2 separate regions of the Homo sapiens genome follow, and region 2 is linked to region 1. Evidence: chromatin loops called from intact Hi-C (ENCODE). Cell type or tissue: chondrocyte. All regions are shown on one strand. Links, peaks and the distances in the headings refer to the core of each region. The heading gives the core; the rest is flanking DNA.

Evidence for each region. Hi-C counts contacts between places; a loop is a spot of excess contacts. Peaks named below come from ENCODE experiments on the same cell type or tissue, not always from the same donor. Only the 100,000 strongest peaks of a DNase experiment are listed, where the experiment ranks them.
Region 2: a loop joins it to region 1, with 6 times the contacts of the local background. A loop is called at or near these places in 2 of 110 quality-filtered maps.

Annotation. Positions count from the first base shown.
Region 1 is chr17:35,979,466-35,991,027 of GRCh38, reverse strand. CCL16 (C-C motif chemokine ligand 16) reads left to right here and starts at 9,531. Exons shown (of 3, transcript NM_004590.4): 1 at 9,531-9,683. The coding sequence starts at 9,608. It overlaps CCL14 (C-C motif chemokine ligand 14), which reads left to right and starts at 4,299. Exons shown (of 3, transcript NM_032963.4): 1 at 4,299-4,457; 2 at 6,576-6,690; 3 at 7,140-7,740. The coding sequence starts at 4,379. The coding sequence ends at 7,227. CCL15-CCL14 (CCL15-CCL14 readthrough (NMD candidate)) reads left to right here. Exons shown (of 7, transcript NR_027922.3): 5 at 4,324-4,457; 6 at 6,576-6,690; 7 at 7,140-7,372. RefSeq lists a silencer at 8,721-9,016 and an enhancer at 8,721-9,016. In chondrocyte, for the core only: no CTCF peak of the experiment used is centred there; a DNase peak (open chromatin) is centred at 6,742.
Region 2 is chr17:36,026,051-36,037,642 of GRCh38, reverse strand. No RefSeq gene overlaps it. Among named protein-coding and RNA genes, the nearest start is that of CCL23, 14 kb to the right of the region's middle. In chondrocyte, for the core only: no CTCF peak of the experiment used is centred there; no DNase peak of the experiment used is centred there.

The DNA.
Region 1 (11,562 bases), core at 3,563-11,562:
GTTGGAAAAAGTTTTACACATGGTTAAATAGTCTGACGATCAATTTGGAATTTTTAAAAGTAAAAATCTTGAGCTGGGTGCAGTGGCTCATGCCTATAATCCCAGCACTTTGGGAGGCCAAAGTGGGCAGATCCCTTGAGGCCAGGAGTTTGAGACCAGCCTGGCCAACATGGCAAAAACTTCCTCTCTACTAAAAATACAAAAATAAGCCAGGTGTGATGGTGCGCACTTGTAGTCCCAGTTACTTGGAAGGCTGAGGTGGAAGGATCACTTGAGCCCGAGAGGTCAAGGCTGCAGTGAGGCAAGATCGCACCACTGTACTCCAGCCTGGAGTGACAGTGACAGAGTGAGACCCTGTCTCAAAAAAAAAAAAAAAAAAATTGGAAATTGTACAAAATAGCTAGAAAAAAAAGTGCATAAAAGTCATCTTAAAAATCTAAATAGAGGGCTGGGCACAGTGGCTCATGCCTGTAATCCCAGCAGTTTGGGAAGCCAGGAGTTCAAGACCAGCCTGGCCAACAGGGTGAAACCCCGTCTCTACTAAAATACAAAAATTAGCCAGGTGTGGTGGCAGGCGCCTGTAATCCCAGCTACTCGGGAGGCTGAGGCAGAAGAATCACTTGAACGTGGAAGGTGGAGGTTGCGGTGAGCTGAGATCATACCACTGTACTCCAGTCTGGGCAACAAAGCAAAACTCCGTCTCAAAGAAAAAAAAAAAATCTAAACAGAGCTTCACAGAAATCATCAAGACATAAAATAGGAAATAGAAACATTCATATTTTTATTCTTTTTAGAACCAGAGACAAGATTTAAAAGTAATATAACTCATCCCCTCAACTGAGGGCTCAACCAGGGCCAGGGCAGAGAAGATGATGCACATGGTTGAGGCCAGTGGGACCAGAGGCCAGAATACAGCCAGTGTGGCCAGGAGATTTGTTACATACAGGGAACTCAGCAAATAAGTACATACATTGAGGTTAATGGGAGCAGGAGTCCCCATTGTTAGAGGAGGGAGGGAAACATAGAAACAGGAAAGACTGAAATAACTCTGTGGTGTTTACTTGGAATTGGACATAGTGGTATAAACTTTTGTTTTTTCATATAGCTAGAAAGAGGACATAGAAATTGCTAATAATAGGACGAGCGCAGTGGCTCACGCCTGTAATCCCAGCACTTTGGGAGGCCAAGGCGGGTGGATCACCTGAGGTCAGAAGTTCAAGACCAGCCTGGCCAACATGGTGAAACCCCATCTCTAAAAATACAAAAATTACCTGGGCAAGGTGACCTGTACCTGCAGTCCCAGCTACTCCAGAGGGTGAGGCAGGAAGATCACTTGAACCCCGGAGGTAGAGGTTTCAGTGAGCTGAGAATGCACCACCTCACTCCTGGGTGACAGAGTGAGACTCCATCTCAAAAACAAAAACAAAAACAAAAACAAATTGCTAATAATATATGAAATAGATATACTTGAAATAGACATAAATTTAAATACATACTTATACACATATGCTTACATATATTTCCAGGTTCTAGCCACTAAAAGCTCAGATCTAAAAGTGATGCCATTCCCATAGCAATGAACACACCAAGCACTCAGATTTTGGTTTCTCAAAATCATTTTTCAGTAAAAGAAACTGAGACTCATGGAAGAAATGGCTAATTCCAGAGCTGGGCCAAGGAAAGTACAAGATGAGTCTGGAACATCTATTTGTGCCAAAAAGTAAGAAAACAAGATTAAAGAATAAACCCTAAAATTTTCTAGAGAGGGGAAACACCAGATCACCACAAATGAGTTTCAGAAGAAACATATTCTTATATTCCATTGTAGAATTCTATACCCAACAAAAATATCAATCAAGTATGAAGGCTAAATAATGACTTCTTCAGGCAAGCATGAACTCAGAAGGTTTATGTCCTACAGATCCTTCCTGTACTATTCAGTTTTTTAAACCAATATATGTATGTGTTGCTTTGAAAAACATTTTAAATATTTTTAAAATAGGCTCTTCATACTCAACAGGGGGCAACAGGAGGACATTTAAGGTCTCTAATTATGTTGCCATCAAATTTCATTCATCTGGTTGTATTGCAATTCTCCTTTACTTTTTTTAGTCCCTCTTTGAGTTCTGAGACCTCTGGGATCAGGGTCATCTTCAATCCCTCCCTCCAAGCCTAGCCCAGGACTTGGCATATGATACTGTGTCAAAGAAGTGATGTGGTCACAAAACCTATTCCTTTTTCTTCCTAAGCATACAGATGATGTATATTTTCCATCCCTTTGTCATTATGTTGGAGCCAGGTTACTTGATGCTGGCCATGGAATGTGGGTGAAAGTAATTTGTACCATTTTCAGAACTGATCCACAAAAATCTCCCAATCCTCCTCTGCTTCTCCCTTTTTGTATCAAGCTTGGAGGCCTTGTGCTGAAAATGGTGGCATCCAAGGTAGAAAAAGGCCTGGTTCCTGAATGAGTACATGGAGGATCCCAACACACACACCATCATCCCACTACTGACCCACACTGGACTGTAACATGAGCAAGAAATAAACTTTTATTTAATTAGTCTGCTGGATTGTTTATGATAGCAGTTGGCACACACAGACTAATGTAGGTAGGAACTCAATACTTGCTGGAAAAGTACAGGAACTTCCTGTAAGTCTCCTAGAAACAACTTGGCAGGTTGGCTAGTTTCCACAAAAACAAGAAGTAAGCATTATTTCTTTCCAACTCACTTTTCCTATAAACAACTTGTTTCCTGAGATTGTTCCTGATAACAATTATTATCATTTAACTTGAAGGGTTTACATAATGTTGTTATTGATGATAAGAAATATAGAAAATTTTTAATTGATGACTGTCTCCACAACTAACCATGAGATTTCAGCCATTTCCTATAAGATACACATATGTAGACCTGGCTCAATTTGTTTATTCATCCTTCTTTTAAAATGTATATTCATAAAGCACCTGGTATACACTAGGTTCTGCGTGAATGGGCAAAGATAAATAATAGATGTTCTCCATCCTGATGATTCAGATGAGGAGAGGAGATTAAATAACCATCTAACCACATCAGCAAGCAGAATGGGGGATGTACCTCCAAGAACAGCATGGTGAGGGCACTAAGCTGAGAGCCTGCGGAGATGAGATCTGTCCTGCATCCAAATCACTGTGTGCACATGAGAAAGTCACTGGTCCTTTCTGATTCCCAGCTTCCATTCAGTAAATGGCCAGTTTAGACAAATCAAATGGCAGATACATAGCATGCAAGCTGCACTGCAACAGAAACTGCACGTTGGTCACAGCGTATCTTCCCAATGTGCCTGGATATGGCCTCAGAATCATTTCCAACACAGAGCTCCAGTCCACCACTAATCAATGAAACCTACTAGCTATCCCTGAATTAGACATTTTCTAGGGTTCCCACCAAGCTTCTTTGCAGCAAAAGTCAGAGAAACCAGGAGAAGGTCCCAAAGAGATCCACTATCTGATTTCAGAAAGGACTAAGACTAAAGGCTTTATAGAAAACCCATAAGCTTTTACAGAGCTCCGTTGGGAGTCCCATGTTTCTTTATGGCATAATGGGTGAGAACACAGACTTGGAAGCCAAACCACCTGAATTTGAACCCCAGTTCCATTTACCAACTGTCAAAAGCTTAGGCTTTGATTCTGAGCCTGTTTCCTCAACTGCTGTTCTAAAGATTAAATAGGCTAATATTCATAAGGCAACTGGGACAGTGGCTTGTGTGTATAGCAACCATTATATAAGTGAATTATCTACTGAGCACCACAGCACTTCTTCACTCCATGGTGTGGTGACCAGAATGGAGATGAGACAGAGAACTGCAGGTTCTGCTTCGAGTTTAAGTTAGGATTTCCCTTGACCAATGAGACCTGACTTGGAGGAGTCCTGGCCTCATTCCATTACCCCAAACACCCTCTAGTCTCTAGATGAACAGATCCTGAATGTCCAGGCCCCACGTGGCCTGTTCTAAGGCCTGAGATGGAATTGGATACAGGACACATCCAGCCTTGAGATCTTTTGCTAAGTGTGACACAGTGCCCCCAGCCCTGTGCTCATGTTCATGCCTAGGGAAAGGCTTCTATCAAAAGAGTTGAACTTCTTCCCACTGGGGATGGAAGACCATTTCCTCCCTTAAACCTTGGCTCTCCCTGCTTCCTTCAGGCCACCAACAACACATGTGCAGGATATGAAATTGCTGAGGCATCACTGCTTTCCTACTTCCCTTCCAAGTCTCAGCTCCCTTATTTTAAAAAATATTTGGCCTCAATGATCATTTCTCAACAATTCCTCACCGCAGGAGCCTCTGAAGCTCCCACCAGGCCAGCTCTCCTCCCACAACAGCTTCCCACAGCATGAAGATCTCCGTGGCTGCCATTCCCTTCTTCCTCCTCATCACCATCGCCCTAGGGACCAAGACTGAATCCTCCTCACGTGAGTGCAATGCCTTGTCTTCCTTCCAACCTAGAGCCTGCAGGGAAATAAGCAGGAGTGAGGTTGGGGCTCAGGGGAAGACCAGGAGCAGGGACTCAGAAAGGAGGGCTGGTATCTTCTTGAAATTGTGTGTATAGCAACATTATATAAATGAATTATCTACTGAGCACCACAGCACTTCACCCCATGGTGTGGTGAGCAGGATGGAGATGAGACTTAGGACTGTAGGTTCTGCTTAAGAGTTTAAGTTGGGATCTTCCAGCCTTGACCAATGAGACTTGACTTGGGAGACTCCAGGCTTCATTCCACTACCCCAAATGCCCTCTAGTCTCCAAATAAACAGATCCTGAATCTCCAGGCCTCACATGGCCTTGATCTCTTATCATTGCCCCCCAGGACCAGTCCCCCCTTGCCCTCAAGGACATGGAGTGAGACCAGCCTGCCTCTCTACTCCCTCAATTTCTCTCTCTTTGCCGCTAAGCAAAAGAGTGGCCCACCCCATTTGGGGTATATTTCCTCAGGGAGATTAGGAGCAGTGTCTTGAGCCCCTCAAGGGCATTTTTCTATTGGCCTCCTGAGGTTTGGGCCCAGCCTGCTTCCAGCGTCACCTGTGCCCAGTGAGTGCAGCATTGCTTGGGTATGGGCTGGGGGGAAACACGACAGTGTGGGGTCCATCCTAGGCCCCCTTTTCTCAGCTGATTTCTTAGAATAAGCTGCCTTTAGAGATAACCAAAACTATTTATCACTCTTCCATTTTACCTACTCTCCTTTTCAGAAACTGGGGGGAAACCGAAGGTTGTTAAAATACAGCTAAAGTTGGTGGGTATGTGCACAGTTTGACTTGCCCTCTCCGATGTCATTTGTCAGCTCAGAGGAACAAGGTGGGAGAGTATAGGAGCTCTGACTGGGTCTCAGGAAACAGGGGCCCCTTATGCCGTTCTTTGGATCGTGAGGATGCTGCCTGGAATGGAGCTGGAAAACAGGATGAGACCCTTCCACCCAGACATCTGGCCACCCTCAGTGACCTCTGAGGCCATTGTGATGCACATCCATGATTCTATGAAGCAGGGTCACATAACATGCACACACCTGATTTCTCCACTCCATAACCACAACATGTGCCTGTTTGTACAGGGCTCTTGGCCTACAATGTCCTTCCTGCTACCTCTATAATTCAAGCTTGGGGTGGCTGCTGTCACCTTGCTTCTCCTATAAAAGCCATGAAACTTCTCAATCAGAAAATAGATGAAAAAATCACCCAATCCAGTGATTTTTAAAACTTTTTAGACCACAAAACCTTTTCTTCAAGCAATATCTTCCACAGAGGCCCAATATGTAAAACAGAAAAAATGGGTTGAGTAGGGTACAAGACACCACTCTCAAATGCAGCAAGGCCTCCACAATAGTCCCTGAGGCCCCCAGAGCTCCAGGGAGCTCAGTGTAAAAACCACTGATGCAGTCCAAGGGCCTCATTTACAGAGGAGGGAACAGGGGGAAAGTAAAATGGCCACAGTACACAGGAAGCACAGGCAAGGTTAGGTTAGGATTTGGGTGCCCTGACTCTGTGGCCTTTGTCCTTGGGGCTTGCTGTGGGCATCCTGCTCTCTCTGCAGGTTGTCGGTTCAATGGGGACATGGGCAGGGTGGAGCACTAGGAGGGGCTGGGTTTGCATTCCCAAATGGCATGTCTCCAAATCCCTATTGGGATTTCTTCCAAATATTCCTCCTATTTGGAGCACCTTTCCCGAATAAGGCATGAAGGCTGCATGATATTGGCCAAGTCCCTAGCCTTCTCTGCCAGTCGGCCCCCAGAGATGGTGTAAGAAGATCTGAGTGTGCTGCTCTTCAATCCTGGAGTTGAAAGTCATCCACCAGTCTTTCCAAGAGGGGTTGAAGAAAAGGAGGAAGGGTGATTGATGATGAGGGAGGAGAAAAAGAAGAGCCCAGGAGTACCATGGAGAAGGAGAAGAGAAGATGAGGAAAGCCTACTCTCCCCTCCAAGTTCTGAGGGGCTGTCTCCTCCTTCCTTCCCTCCTCCATGCCCTCAGCTTGCAGGAGCAGCCAATGGTATGGCCTTTAACAAGGGGCCCCTCCTCAGCATCTGATGCTCTCTCCTCAGGGGGACCTTACCACCCCTCAGAGTGCTGCTTCACCTACACTACCTACAAGATCCCGCGTCAGCGGATTATGGATTACTATGAGACCAACAGCCAGTGCTCCAAGCCCGGAATTGTGTAGGTGGTACACACACATCACACTGGGGGGAGAGGGAGCCAGCAGGGCCTCCTGGAGGGAAGCAGGGAGTGGTGGTGGAATGGGGACCCCCAGCGTACCTCCCAGGTGTGACTACATGGGGAGAGGCAGCTGAGGGGCAATCTGAGCGCTTTCTGGCTGGAGCCTGCAGGAGCCATGGGGAAACTGACCCCATGGATGGGGAGATGACAGAGAAGGGAGAAGAAGGCAAGAGGGCACTTCCTCAGGGGGACACAGAGACTAGATGGGTCTAGGGGTCCTAGGAACCGAAGAGTATGTCTCAGAGAGGAGACTGGCTCTAAGCTGCCTCTGTGGAAGAAAGGAAAAGCAGTATAGGTCAGGTGGGGAATTTAGGAGGGAGGGAAGATGGGCTGTCTCTTCCGGCCACTGGGCCCCTCGGTTTGTGATCCTTCTCCCTCTTGCTCCACAGCTTCATCACCAAAAGGGGCCATTCCGTCTGTACCAACCCCAGTGACAAGTGGGTCCAGGACTATATCAAGGACATGAAGGAGAACTGAGTGACCCAGAAGGGGTGGCGAAGGCACAGCTCAGAGACATAAAGAGAAGATGCCAAGGCCCCCTCCTCCACCCACCGCTAACTCTCAGCCCCAGTCACCCTCTTGGAGCTTCCCTGCTTTGAATTAAAGACCACTCATGCTCTTCCCTGGCCTCATTCCTTTCTACGGGATTTACTCATTGGCCATGCACTGAGGACACCAGGGTGTGGCACCCTCGGCATCAAGCCTCGCTCTGCAGAAGTTTTGCTGGAGCCTGGTACAAAAAATAGGTCAGGCCTGCAATGCAGGTAGTGAGAAGCAGAAAGTGAGAAAGAAAAGCAGTGTAAAGACCGTCTCCTCCTCAGCAACAACAGTAGCAGACCCCGTTTTCTTAATGCTTTCTATACTCCAAGCACTCTGCTAGGCAGTCTGTATGCATTATCTTATTTAAGCTTCATGACAAGTGTAAAAGCTACAAATCATCATTTGATTTTTTAGGTAACACTTCATAAAGGGCTCTCTATAGCAGTCAAACTCCATAGTCCTTTTTTCTGTGCTGTTTTCAAGGCCTTTCTTCACTGCTGTCTGGAATAGGAATGATGCATGAAGACATTTTATCCAACCCCTCCCCTTCGCTTACACACATCAGATTATACTATATTGTTTTACTAACTTTTTTATCCCCTAGAAGGCTTAGCAGAAAGCCTAGCCCATACCAGGTGTTCAGGAAATGGATGGATGGATGGATGGATGAAGGAAGGGAAGAATGTGTGGATGGAAGGATGAAGGGAAGGAGGAATGGATGGAGGGAGGGAAGCAGGGAGGGATGAAGGGAGGGAGGAAGGGAGGAAGGGAGGGAGGAAGGGAGGGAGGGATGGATGGATGGATGGAGAGAAAGAGGGAGGGAGGGATAGAGGGACAGATGGAATAAGACAGAAATCAAGAGGAGGACTATGCTCCAAGAATAAGCTCTCAAACCTATCTTCAGGGCCCAAGGAGGAGCTCTGTGTACTTGGAATAAGAGCTTGCCCAGAGTAGGGATTATGACCACCCTTTCCTGGCCTCCAGCCTTCCACAGATAAGGAAGGGCTTGTGGGCCACATTAAGGGCCATATGGGGGCCTGCATGCCAAAGTCACAACCAGGCTTCTCAGGCCTTGTCACCTCCATAAACAGAGGTCAAGAGGATGCCCCACATACGTACCCTCCCTGCCCTCACAAAAAGCCACAGCTTCACCACCAGGTGAAGCCTTGAACCCACCAGGAGTAACTGCATTATACGGTTTACCTATCTATGAGCAGTCATGCCAAGCAGAAAGCCCCATAAGGATCTGCACAGTCCCTGTTTCTGCCCCTGCCTCCCACTGCCCTCAACACCTGAAACACATCACCTATGCCTCTAAAGCTTGCTGTCCATCAACAGCAAAATCCCTTATATCTTTGATCTCTTCTCTAAATGCAGCTTTCAACATGGAAAAGGGTCCTGAGGCACCTGAAGAGAGAGGAAGCTGTGGGACAGGTCCAGCCAGAGCCCAGGCCAGAGGGGCAGAAGCTGGAGTCCTGGAGCACAGACGCAGGTTGTCAGGTGCACAGAGTTGGAGGGTCCCCTGCTGGTCATGGTTGGCCATGGGGGCACCCAGGAGGGATCAGCGAGCTGGCTACACCTAAAAATCAGTCCAAAGTCCGAGGTCCAAAGAGATAAATAAAAACATTGACAAATAAGTCAAACGGTCCAGCAACAAATGGGGACCCAAGGATCAGGCACATTGTTTTTTTTTTTTTTTGGAGTATTAGCATACACTGTGACAGGAAAGAGTGTGAGCTCAATCATGTGGCCTTGGACTGGGAGAGGGCATTTCCTTCTCAGAGGCAACTAAGCCCTACCTTTGCCTCAGTCTGGGCTCTGTAATCCTGCTTTGTGCTCATCTCCCCAAGACTGATCACCTGGGGGAAGCTGGGGTGGTTCAACCCTGCCTGCCCTTCCCCAACATACAGATGGTGGCAGGTAACATGGTGAAATCAAACAGATCTGGTTTTTCATCCGCCTATCCACCCAGGTGACCTTGGACAATTTATTTAGCCTCTAGGCCTCAGTAGTCCCAGGGAAGTAATAATCGCTATTCACTATTTTAAGGATTATATAAGATAGGGCATGTAAGGTAGCTGACACACATTCGCCCATTTCTTCACGTGAATTCAGATTCTACTGAATTCAGCTCTGCACCAAGTCCCATCCTCTGCTGCCCTCTGTTTCAGCAAACACTGAGGCCTGTTGTTTCTCCTCCTCTACCGGCTCTGATGCGGTCAAGGTCCAGAGAGCTGAGTAGTTGGCAAGCGGACCACCAGCAACAGACAACATCTTCATTCGGCTCTCCCTGAAGCTGTACTGCCTCGCTGAGAGGATGAAGGTCTCCGAGGCTGCCCTGTCTCTCCTTGTCCTCATCCTTATCATTACTTCGGCTTCTCGCAGCCAGCCAAGTGAGTCCACTTGTCTCTGTAGGGCAGGAACGAGAAAGGGGGATGGAGCAGCTGGCAGGGAGGTAGTGCCAAGGGCGCTGTCGGGTCTCTGGCCTCATAAGACCCTGTGGGCTCTCCCCACCTTCATGCATAGCTTCTGACCTCCAATTCTCCCCTTTGTAAGTAGAGCTGGGGTTGGTCCGGATCTTTCTGGGGTAAGTAGTTCCAGGAAACTGGGTCACCATTTCCTCAGGAGTCCCAAGCGTGGTGAGCAGGAATGATCATTCAGGAGGAGAGGCCAAGAAAGCAGCAGAAAATGCAACAAGAAGTGCATGCAATGAAAGGGAGGGGGAGGCACGCGGATGAGAAAGAAAAGTGGCAGGTGCCCTGGAAGAATGAGTGGCGAGAGGAAGGAAGGTTCAAACAATCATGTGGGTCTAAGTCCAGGAATTGGGAGTCTGAACCGAGAGAGCCCTTCCTCAACATGGCTGGCACAGGTTGCTGGGACTATCAGACAACCAAAATGAGTCCCAGTGGAATGGCTGCTTGGGAATCTATGGTCCCCTTCTCCATCCCCCAGCCTATGACTAAATAAAATCTGCAGAAAAGAGGAAAGGGGTTGAAAGGTTTTGGAGCTGTGGGGAAAGGGAGAATTGGGGCCTATGGAGGAGGGGGTTTGTTTTGCCCCTCCGTATCTCCTCCCTCTATCATTGTTTACGAGGACCTGGTGACGGGGGTGGGGAGGACAAAGACGTGTACCTGCCCTAGGCTGCCCCAGCCATTCTTTTCGCTTTTGTTTTTTTGTTTGTTTGCTTGTTGTGTTTTGTTTTGTTTTGTTTTGTTTGTGATGGAGTTTCGCTCTTGTTGCCCAGGTTGGAGCGCAGTGTCGCGATCTCGGCTCACCACAACCTCCGCCTCCCGAGTTCAAGTGATTCTCCTGCCTCAGCCTCCTGAGTAGCTGGGATCACAGGCACACACCACCACGCCCAGCTAATTTTTGTATTTTTAGTAGAGACGGGGTTTCACCATGTTGGTCAGGCTGGTCTCAAACTCCTGACCTCGTGATCTGCCCACCTCGGCCTCCCAAAGTGCTAGGATTACAGGTATGAGCCACCATGCCTGGCCTCTTTTCTCTCTTAAGGTCACCCTGGCATGTAGTCTGGCCTGACTCTGCCTGTGTAAACACAAAGGAGCAAGGGTCAAGTGCACCATGTAATCTGCCCACATACTCTCAGGATGACCCTGGTCTTTGTAAACTTTGCTTTGAGAACCAGTGATATGAGCATCACTTACAGAGGGACTGTGTGGGAGGGGGGAACAGTGCTCTTTGGGAGAGTCAATCAGGCCAGTGCAGTGGGTTCAGGCTTCAAGAAAGAGAAAATGGCCCACCCAAAGCATGGATCAGCAAGATGGTGCTCTCAAGATGTCCCAAGCTTTGCCACTCACTGGAGGCAAAGGGGTCAAGCTACAAAAAGATTTGCACTCTGAAGGTTTGGGGGCTGGGAGAGATCTCTGGACTGACCTCTTGTGTAGTATCCCCAATTGATGGGTAGTCAGGACAGCTCAAAGGAAACACAGTGACAATAACCAATCAAGTCCAGTATCCTGCATACATCAAAGAGATGGGGGGAAGCGCCATTTCCAAGGCAAGAAGAGCAGTCATTACTACCATTGGCTCTTAATTATAATAAGCACTGATTGAGCCTTTCTGTGTGCCAGGCTCTGAGTTAAGGGCTTTCCAATCATTTTCTCACCGAATTCTAACCATGATCCTAGGATACAAGTAAGTATCATTTACCCCCACTTAATAGATGAGGAAACTGAAACCTAGGGAGATTAAGAAATTTGCCCATGATTCAAGTCAAAATTCAAATCAAGTCAAAATTCCAACCCAAGCTGT
Region 2 (11,592 bases), core at 1,744-9,743, 48 kb before region 1:
AGATTCTACATATACCTATACAATTCTTTTTTTTTTTTTTTTTTTGAAACGGAGTCTCACTCTGTCGCCCAGGCTGGAGTGCAGTGGTGCGATCTCGGCTCACTGCAAGCTCCGCCTCCCGGGTTCACGCCATTCTCCTGCCTCAGCCTCCCCAGTAGCTGGGACTATAGGCGCCCGCCACCATGCCCAGCTAATTTTTTTGTATTTTTAATAGAGACGGGGTTTCACTCTGTTAGCCAGGATGGTCTTGATTTCCTGACCTCGTGATCCGCCTGCCTCGGCCTCCCAAAGTGCTGGGATTACAGGTGTGAGCCACCATGCCCGGCCTATAATTCTTATTTTAAAAAACCTCTTGTTGGCACTTCAGAAAGGAAGTAGTCACTGCAAGTCAGCATGGTGCAGTTAGGCCGAATCAAGCTGGACCAACCCCATTTCCTTCTCTGGAAGCAATGAACATCTGGGGAAGGGTGTAGACAGAGGGCCTCATAGTCAATGGTCAATAGAAAATACTCTGGAATCAGCCGGGGAAACAATTAAATTCAGGAAACAGATACAGTCGTATGTTGCTTAACGATGGGCATAGGTTTTGAGAAATGCTTCATTAGACAATTTCATTGTACAGACATCACATACTTACACAAACCTAGATGGTGGAGCCTGCCACACACCTATATGGTACAGCAATTGCTCCTAGGCTACAAACCTGTGCAGCATGCTACTGTACAGAATACTGTAGGCAGTTGTAACACAGTGGTGAGTATTTGTGTACCTAAACATACCTAAACATAGAAAAGGTACAGTAAAAATAAGGTAGCATAATTTTTGTTTAATGTATTGCTGCTGAACAAATTATGGTATTATAATCTTATAATAAGATGTGTAGTAGGCTACACCATCTAGGTTTGTGTAAGTACATGATGTCTGTATAATGATGAAATTGCCTAACAAAGCATTTCTCAGAACATATGCATGTTGTTAAGTGTCATATATGTAGTCTGTCATTGATAAAAACATCATTATGTGGCACATAACTATATACACTGCTGCATGAGCCAGTGTGCAAAAACAACTTTACTAAAATAAGAATAGTCTAATAAAAAATAAAGCCATAATTCTCCCCATGCCTCCTTCTGCAACTCCAGCCTTTCTCCTTTGAATAGGGGAAGTGGGGCCAGTCAAGCAAGACCGCAGCTCTGGGAGGAGGGTGAATGTTATTTACCAAAACATGGGAGGCAGATGATTCAGTAACTTAGATGTGGGAGGCCAGAAGTTGGCATAGACACCCAAGGGATCATATGATTCAACTATACACCAACGAAAAATGACTGCATGTAAAAATTGGTAAAATTTTAATAAGATCTGTTTTGTTGATAATATTGTAGAGGCCGGGCACGATGGCTGGTTGGGCGCAGTGGCTCATGCCTGTAATCCCAGCACTTTGGGAGGCTGAGGCAGGCGGATCACTTGAGGTCAGGGGTTCAAGACCAGCCTGGTCAACATGGAGAAACCCCATATCTACTAAAAATACAAAAATTAGCCAAGCATGGCGGTGAGCACCTGTAATCCCAGCTACTCAGGAGGCTGAAGCAGAAGAATCACTTGAACCCAGGAGACGGAGGTTGCAGTGAGCCAAGATGGTGCCACTGCACTCCAGCCTGGGTGACAGAGCAAGACTCTGTCTCAAAAAATAATAATGATAATGATATTGTAGAACTGTCAATTTTCTAGTTTTGATGATCATAATGCATTTTTTATACGGTTGTATATGAAGTTTTATAAGCTTCCCATTGGGGGAAGCTGAGTCAAGATTGCACAGAAACTTTATGTACTATTTCTGCAATTTCTATGTCAGTGTAAAGTTATTTTAAAATAAAAAGTTACCATAAAAACAAAAGATTCTTTATGACCTGAAAAAATTATTTCCTCATCATTATTGTAACTTAAACAGTTTTATTATCTTCAAAATCAATATTTGGAGTCATAAAGTTGTAATTCAATATCGGGTAATTTCTAAACATTAACTCTATGTGAGATTCATGAGGGTGCCCTGAGACTGGGCTAGAAACAGAATAATCAAGGTGGAACAGGTCTGGGCGTGGTGGCTTATGCCTGTAATCCCAGCACTTTGGGAGGCCGAGGCAGGAGGATCACTCGAGCCTAGGAGTTCACAACCAGCCTGGGAAACATAGTAACACCTCATCTCTACTACAAAATTTTAAAAATTAGCCAGACATACTGGTGCACTCCTGTAGTCTCAGCTACTCAGGAGGCTGAGGTGGGAGGATTGCTTGAGCCCAGGTGGTCTAGGCTGGAGTGAGCCATAATTGTGCCACTGCACTCCAGCCTGAATGACAGAACAAGGCCCTACCTAAAAAAAAAAAAAAAAAAAAAAAAAAAGCAAAGTAAAACCTCCCGTGAAAAAAGCAAGAGCCAGAATGGGCTAGTTCTTGGGCTGCTCCTTCCCTGGTAGCTTAAATTAAGGAGAGAGGCTCTCAAGGAAGGACAAAGAAAGGGCTTGATGCATGGGAAATCACAATTTTGAAAATAATAGCTATCACTTATTCTCCCATGTGGCTTTCACAGGTTACCTAATTTCTCTATGCCTTGGTTTGCTTCTCTATAAAATGGAGATGATAATAACATCTACAATGCAAGTTTGTTGTGATGGTTAAATTAATTAATACATACATTTAAGCTCATAGAACACCACCTGGCACAGAATAAATGCTTAATAAAAATGGTAGTCATGCCAGGTTTGTGCTTTACATACATTATTTCTAATCTCACAACTACCCTGCCAGAGAGAAAGCATCAATCTCCTCTTCACAGGTGTGGAAACTCATTCAGAGGGTAAATGACACTTGCAGCCAAACGAGTTAGTAATGTTGGTGAAGAAGTTAAGTCTTGGGACTTGGAATTGACATCCCGGTTTCAGGTCTCAGCCACTTAACAATGGGTTAACGCCAACAAGTTCCTTAACCTTACCAAGGCTTGCCAAGTTTATGTTCCTAATGGAACAAGAACATCAACCTCTTAGAGTTTAGGGGAGAATTAAATAACACATTATATAGAAAGCACCTACCAAACTTAGGAGAGGCAAAAATCCATCTCCATTTTCTTAAGATCCCACCTGGACTCAAGAATTAAATTGACATATGATAGATTAATAGGAGAAAAGTACACAAATTTAGTTAATACAAGTTTTACATGACACAAGATCCCTCATAAGGAACAGAAACTCAAAGAAGCAGTTAGGGTCAGTTACTTATACACTGAATTGGACAAAAAATAGGAAGTTGTGAAATGTGATAAGGCAAAGGGGCTGCGCTGGGTGATTAATTGGGTACAGAAATGACTAAGGTGATAAGGTTTGTTTGTGTAGACTTCTCTCGGCTTCAGCTTCCCATCCTTAATAAGAATATTATTTTTCTTTCGGTATAAGGAGGACATCTTTCACATGGGCATTTCATTTCCTGCCTTTGATAAAGACAATAAAGGTCAAAATAAAGAAGGATCTTCTTGCACCTGCTGGGTTCTTTTTTTACATGCCTTTAATTTAAAATATGCCAGAACAGTGAATTTTGGGCGGCATATTCTTAACTCCTTCACAAATAAAGATCCTTATTTTTTCTCCTACACAAAAAAAAGGATAGTGGATTTGGTCAAGCGAGAGTGAGGTTCCTGGTAGGGATAAAGTGTGAGTGGGTTTATTATTCAATGATGATGAACAACTTACACAAGAGAAATGGCAGATTCCAGTGGCTGTAGGTAATTTAGTATTTTGGCTTTAGGTGTGTTTCTTGTCTGAGTGAAAGGCATTGCCTCCCATTCTTGGTGCACGGAGTAGCATGTCTGAGTCTCCTAGAGCATGGCTTAGCCCTACTTCCACCTGCTTCTTTCCAGATATGAATGACAACATCAGTAAGTGCTGCTACATCACCTGGAGGATCCCATGCAAGTATGTGATACATTATTATCTGTCTAATTCATGAAGTGTGTCCCAAACCCACCACCCTGTGAGTCTCACTCCATTAATCAGACTCAGTGGGATGGAGACTGTTGAGAGAAGCACCAACCGTCAGAGCACCTGCCAGGTGTTGCAGACACAGGGAGAGGCAGTAGAGGGCCAGCCTGGGGGCTTTCTGGCCTGGGCTGGAGTCTTCCAGGTGGAAGCAGTTCCCAGTAAATGGAGCAGCATGGTGGGGAAGGGAAGGAGAAGGCTGAAAGGAGGCTGCTAGAAGTGGGGTGGGGTGGACTTGGGAGTCCAAGTGAATGGAATCAGTGCTGCATTGCCCAATAGGCAACCGGCAGGTGCTTAGGAAATCAACAAATAATGCTTTTGAAAGAATACAATATTTGCAACTTCATGCATGTACACAGTGATCAAAGTGGCTATTATTTAAAAAAATCAAAAGTCCCTTATACAGTCTTATCATTACTTTTCAGTTAGTATTGGGTATTTGAAATTACATGCTGAAACACAGAATAACCTTTTTAGAGCCTAGGACCACTCAGGTCTTGCTCTGACCCTGGTTGGAGCTCATCCTTCGGGAAGGAGACAAAAGCCCCCAAATTTACCAGAGAATGGAAGAAAGATGGGATGATCCCTCCTCAGCTTTTGCATTCCTCCATTTTTGATCCTTCTACCCCTTGACTCATAATTTAGACACAAGTAAATGTCTCGCCTGCTTGGGTTTGAGGTAAACATTAGTTCAGGGTTAATTGGATGAGCTGAAACACTCTGAGCATGGAGAGAAAGGATCTAGTCATGGCCAACCGCTAATCCCACAGCCCCCGCCACTGCATGGTAGCTGTCCTGCCCTGAGATTAATCCCCAATGACAGTTTTTTCCTGATCTCCTCCACTGTGCTGAATTCCATTCTATTCTGAAGCTTGGCTCTGACACCCTCTTTGGGGTATGTGGAGGCTCAGGGACCCAGTGAGCTGTTGGTAGCAATATTAGACATTGACTTGTGAACATGTTACTTGAGCTTTGGAGAAAGTAAAGAAGGATATTGGAAGAAAGCTGTATTGGACCCAGCTGGATCACTGGACTCCAGCAAGTCAGGCTGGAGAGGAGGGAGTTGGCACGTGAAGCAAAAAGCTTAGAAGGACCCATGAGGTGGGGACTAGGGCCCCTATATATGGACTTTGGGTGGCCTTGAAATAATATGCAGCATATTAGATATAGATCTGCTCCTTGAAAGTTAGATTGTATGGCCAAACCGCAAACCCAAATATGGATTTCTTACTTCTAGGCATTTGTCTCTCATGGTTCTTTCTATCCATGGAGTTTGCAAACTCCACTTTCTCTTCTGCTTTCTCTCTCCTGCTTTCTCTGTCTGCTTTTCAAGATTTCTGTCAAATGCTACATCTTCTCCGATCCTCCCAGACCAAAGTGGCCCATCTCCACCTCCTCTGACACACCACAGCCTGTGACACCCTCATTCCACATTTATTGGGCACTGCTCCCAGTGCCAGATACTGGGGTAACCTAGACATGTACCATCCCAGCCCTCAGGAGCTTACATTCTAGGGGGTGGAATGGGAAAGGGGGAAATGATCCTCAAGCGAACAAGTATACAAAGTAATTTCCAATGGTAACCAATGCTTTGAAAGACCTAAAACAGGCTATGGTGTGTGGGTTCTTTAGGAAAGGTCAGAGGAGGCCTCTCTAAGAAGGTGACAATTAATCTGAGCCCTACAAGATGAGGAAGATTCAGCCATAAAACAAGCCAGAGGTAGGAAAGCATCCAGGCAGAGAAACCAGAAAAGGCAAAGGCCCTGGGGTGATTGTGTTTGCCTAATGAAAAGAAGGCCAGTGGGACTGGAAGTTCAGCGAGAACAGTAGACCTGTCAGAGCCTTGTAAGCCAAAGGTTGTCAGTAGATGGGCATGGCCTGATTTGGGTTTTAGAAAGAGTACTCTGGCTTCAGGACAGAGAACGGGTTTGAGGGGAGCAAGAAGGGAAGCAGGGGGACCAATTAGGAGACCATTGCAATAGTCCAGGTAAAAGACTGAACTAAGGCAGGGGCACTGAGAATGGAGAGGAGGCAACAGATTGCAGATATTCTTTAGAAAGAACCAACTTATTGATGGACGCATGAGTGCAGGGGGCAGAGGGATGCTGCTCACTTGTCCTCTGTCCCTCATTGCCTGGTATGGCAGACACTCAGGGCTATTTTGTAAATTTCAATCCCAACTACAGTTAACCCAGTGGCAGAGCCTATGCAGTATTCCTTTCCATGTGTCCAGGCAGTCACCATATTCTTTCCAGCTCCCTGGGTTGCCTCATCTCTAACAGGGTCCTGCTCCCTCAAATCCTGCCTGGCTGCCAAGAGAGAAGTATAGATCATAAAATTCAACCTCATCCCTCCTCTCCAGATCCTGAGGCTTGGCTTTTACTCTATGGCTTTGTGAAAAGCAGAAGCAATAATCCAACCACATGTCTTCTTAACAAGGAAATATTTTACTTTTAAATGGAAGGGCGCAGTTATTAAAGGGTCAAAGACCAACTCAAGGCAGGGATGGGCTGGGTAAGTTAGGGACTCTATTCTTTGAATCTTCAGAGGCCCAAATACAGGAAATGTCAGGGCAAAGAAAAGAAGAGGAAAGAAAAGGTTGGTAGGAATTTGACAGGTCTGTTTGTGACTGCTTAAGATGATGCTAAGGCCTTTTTGGGAATAATATTTAAAATTCTAAGGAAATTGAACACTTAAACAAAGGATTTTTAGCAAAGCAATTTTACTTTTGCGCAGAGGGGTGTTTCTCCTTGGCCAGTCGCCATGGGAGCACACTTGAATAAAGGGGCATGAAAGCCTTTATTTCTGACGCAAGTCTTGCTTTTGTATTTTTTTTTTTCATTGGCCAGGATTGGGTTGTACGCTTTAAACTAATTCTGTTTGGCTAAATATTTGAACTTTTTTGTTTCAGATAAGGTGGGCATGTAAGAGAGAGAGGGGAAAGGGGAAGGGGTGTCTGTAATGAGCTAGAGAGTTAGTCTTTTTTTTTTTAATAAGGAAAGGAATGTGAGCTGGTACTGCTAACACCTGGTATTGTGGCGTGTCTGGGCATGTAACAAAGGCAGAAAGGAAGAAAAAAAGACAAAAAGGAAAAAGGGGTGGGGAGGTACTATTAAAGAATAAAGGATTGATTAGGCTATTTGAAGAGAAACTTCATCATATCTTATAGCCTGAAGCTGACCTGGCCATGCTTTAAAGGAAATGAACCCAAAGAAGGGCTTTGGATTTAAAGGAAATGAACCCAGAGAAGCCTCGAAGGGGGCTTCTCTTTCCAGTGCATTCCCAGGAGCAGCCCTAGATGAGGCCACTGCAGACCACCGCTAAGCTTTTGGCATGAGTCTCACACTCCCAGGAAGAGAGGCAGATGCCTCATGATAGGCATAAATCAACAGCCCCTGCGTATGTGTCACTGATAGCTTGAACGAGGACAACTTTGGGGGGAAACTATATAGCAGCTTTCATTTTGGTCTCCCGTTGTGTCTTTAATTTTGAGGGCTGGTTCTTCCTCTGCCCTTGTATAAAACTCAAGGCAGGACCCATGATTTTTCTAGTTGCTCTCAACTAATACCAACCAGTCCCTGATATGTGCTAGTACCTCCTGCCTCAAGACTTTTGCACAAACTACTTCCCTTACCTTTGTCTCCCTTTTCCTCACTTGTCAACTTAGCAAACATTGCTCATTTTATAATTCTCAGCTTAAATGCTACTTTCTCAGAGAGGCATTCTCTGGGCCCCCAATATATTCTTTTCCATGGTGTTGCTTATCACAGTGTATAAGTACATGTTTATTTGTGTGATTATTTAATTTTGTCTCCAGGAGGAAAGGAACATAATCTTTTTGGCTCTTTGTGTGATACTCTTGGTGCTGAGCAGAATGCCCAGCACGTGGTAGATGCTCAGTAAATTTATATTAAATGGATGGACGGATGGATGGATGGATGGATGGATGGATGGATGGACAGATGGATGGATGAGAGGTGGATGGGTGGATGAACAGATGGACAGAGGGACAGATGGATGGATGGATGGATGGGAGATGGATGGATGGATGGACAGATGTATGGATAGATGGATGGACATATTGATGAATGGACAGATGGATGGGTGGATATTCTAACAGGAAGCTCCCATTGATTTTACCTTTTTCCTCAAGTTCCAATATGGCTCGGCACAGCACTGTTACCGATCCTGTCTTTATTTAAGTGTTTTTGTGTTTTGTTCATTGTGATTTTTTCAGTAGTAATTTTGATTTTTTAAATAGTTCACTAAAATATTACTTATTTTTACTACTGAACTTTTTGGTGTCCCCTTGGGTTTTCAACACAAGCGCAAGGCTAGTGCCTCATTTACCACCATCTGGTCCTGACCTGCCCATAGTAAGCACTTAATAAATGATAATGATTGTTAAAATAATCACTGTTGTAACAAGAAGAGCAAGATATAATAAGACAATCACAGGCTTTAGAGTCAGGCAAACTTGGGCTCCAACCACTGACCTTGGGGAACTTGGGTTCCAACTGCTGACCTCAGGGGTGAAAAAAGCTAGCAGGGCCTGAAAAGAGGAGGAAGGCTGGGTACTTCCCAAGGGAGAGGAAGACTTCTGGACACCTATCAGGTGTGCAGACACAGAGAGAAGCTGAGCACCTTTTGGCCTGGGCTGAGCCTTCAAAGAGATGGAGGAGGTGGTCCCAGTGGGTAGAGAGGGGCCAAGTCTGGGACAAAGAAGAAGAAAGAGGGAACTGCCTGAAAGGATCGCATGAATCACCGTGGAGGACACTGGCTCAGGTGTGTATAGGGTCCTGGGGAATAGGGAGCAACCCCTCGGAAAGGAGACTTGCCCAAAGCCAGAAGTCTCCAGGATTCCATGGGGAAGGTAGGAACTTGTACAGAGTCTCAACTCCTCAGCCTCTTGTGCCTCATCTTCATCATCCAAAGGGTGCAGTACATTAGTGACAACTCCACAGTGCCTGAAGCCATGACTACACAAGACCCAGTGAAAAATGAAAGTGTTAGGCCCCTTGTTAAAAAACTACTAACTCCTAAACAACAACGGCAGCAGAGCCTGAAACCAAGAGCAAGGACCTGTGTAATTGCACAGGTCACACGCCCATGATGCCAGCCGTGATCTAGAGCTCACAGCACAGTCGCCACACTGCAGTTGAGGTATCCCAGTTCAGGATGCAGCAGGAGCAGAGCCCAAGGCTCCTACCCCATCCCCTCACCTCTGCCAGCCCTTGGGAATTTCTCTGCCCAGGATTTAATCCCAGGCCCACTTTCTCTCAGCTCTCACTCATTGTGCCAAATTATGACTCCCAGCCCTCTGGGGGCCCAAGGAAGCCATAGGCTCCAGGTCTCAGTGTAGATTTGGTATCAGAGCCTTGGAGAAAACACCAAGGGCTGTTCCATGAAAATTGTGCTGGACACAGCAAGAACTTGAGCGGTTTCTTTGGGCCCTGACAGTTGGGACCTCAGAACTGAAGGAGAGGAGAGTCAGAACCATGAGCACGAAGCCAGAAAGAGCCCAGGAGTGGGGAATGAAAGATTCTTTATACTTTGAGTCTTATGTGACAGAAAGCTCTCTCAAAATTTCCTCGAGCAAAACCAGAAATAGTTTATTAGCTCATAAATTCAGAGTGGATGGCAGGCGTACAGCTCAGGGAAAACCAGCCCCAGGGCATGCAGTTCCACAGGATCCTGGTATCAATGGCATTGCTCTTCTGAAGGCAGACCACAGGACCTCCACTTCCTGAAGGAGCTGCTGCTTTTCTGTCATTAAAATCTGAAAAATCCCTGGGAAGGACCCCAGTTGTCTGACTGGGGAGGTAGGTGCACATCTATTGCAAAGGAGGAGGTACCGTGATGGGCAAGAGCCTCACAGAACCTAATAGCTACATGGGCAGTTCCTCCAAGAAGAGGGCATCTTTCCAGAAGAAAGGAAGGTGCTGAAAAAAACAAACACATGCCCCCTACTTTACTTAAAAAGAAAATACTTGATCACAGAACTTGTCTTAAAGTATTGATAGCCATGCTAAATGTTAATCGTACCCTTGAGCATTTATCCTGGAGAATGAAGACTTACATTCACATAAACAAAGCAGTACATGAATGTTTATTGCAGCATTATTTATAATAGCCCAAAACTGGAAACACCCAGATGTCCTTCAGTGGATAAATGATTAAACAAACTGTGGTTCAACCATATCATGGAATACTATTCAGCAATAAAAAGAATGAACTATTGGCACATGCAACAACCTGAATGAATCTCCAGAGAATTCAGCTGAGTGAATAAAGCCAATCCCAAGAGGTGACATACCATATGATTCCATTTACATAACATTCATAAAATGACAAGATTATAAACATGGAGAACAGATTCGTGGTTGCCAAGAATTGAGGAAGGGGTGGGATGGGTGGGAGGGAGATAAGTGTAGCTATACAAGGGTTACATGAGGGAGCCTTGTGGTGAAGGAACTTTTCTGTATATTGATGATATCAATGTCAATATCCTCTACTATATTGTACTATCGTTTTGCAACATGTCACTTTTGGGAGAAACTGGTGTCAAAGTCAAACAAAATATAGAGATGAATCTCTAAATTTAAAATGTCTTATTTGGGACGCAAGAATTACAATTCAAGACATACATACTGTCTGGGTAGTCTTTAGTATGTCCAAAGACCAAAGAGTAAGCTAGAGGTTTTATTAAAAAGAGAAAAGTTACATATTGTTTTGCAAGAAAGTTCATTGGCACTAGTAAAGTTTTAGGAAACTGGCAAGTTGTGATTGGTGAGTGATAGCAGTGGGTAAGACTAGTCTTAGAACCACAGCAGGTTGTTTCAGTAACTATTAGATAAAATGGGTTTCAGGATAGCACAGGCTGAAACTTCAGCAGCCAGGCTTGCAGAGGACTACATTCTTGGAGCAATGTTATATGTCCCAGACAGGCTTGCATGCAGAGAATTACATTATTAGACCAGTGTTGGTTTTTTGTTTTTGTTTTTGTTTTTTTTTTTTTGAGACAGTCTCGCTCTGTCGCTCAGGCTGGAGTGCAGTGGCGTGATCTCGGCTCACTGCAACCTCCGCCTCCCAGATTCAAGCAGTTCTCCTGCCTCAGCCTCCTGAGTAGCTGGGATTACAGGTACCCGCCACCATGCCCAGCTAATTTTTGTATTTTTAGTAGAGACGGGGTTTCACCATGTCTATTGGGCTGGTCTGAAATTCCTGACCTCGTGATCCACCCTCCTTGGCCTCCCAAAGTGCTGGGATTACAGGCGTGGGCCACTGTGCCCGGCCTAGACCAATGTTATATGCCCTCAGTGTTTTCTCCCCCTGGCATCTCAACTCTGTTTTAGTTGGGTATGACAAGAATGACCCAATTGTATGGTCAACTTTTACACTGTGTAAAGAGTACACTACCCAGGATCTCTCTGTATTATTTCTTACAATTGCATGTGAATCTACAATTACCTCAAAATAAAAAAGTCCAATTTAAAAACATTAATGATCATGCTTATGTGTACATTATTTGTATACTATAGACACATCCAAAATGTGCCTCAATTTGATCA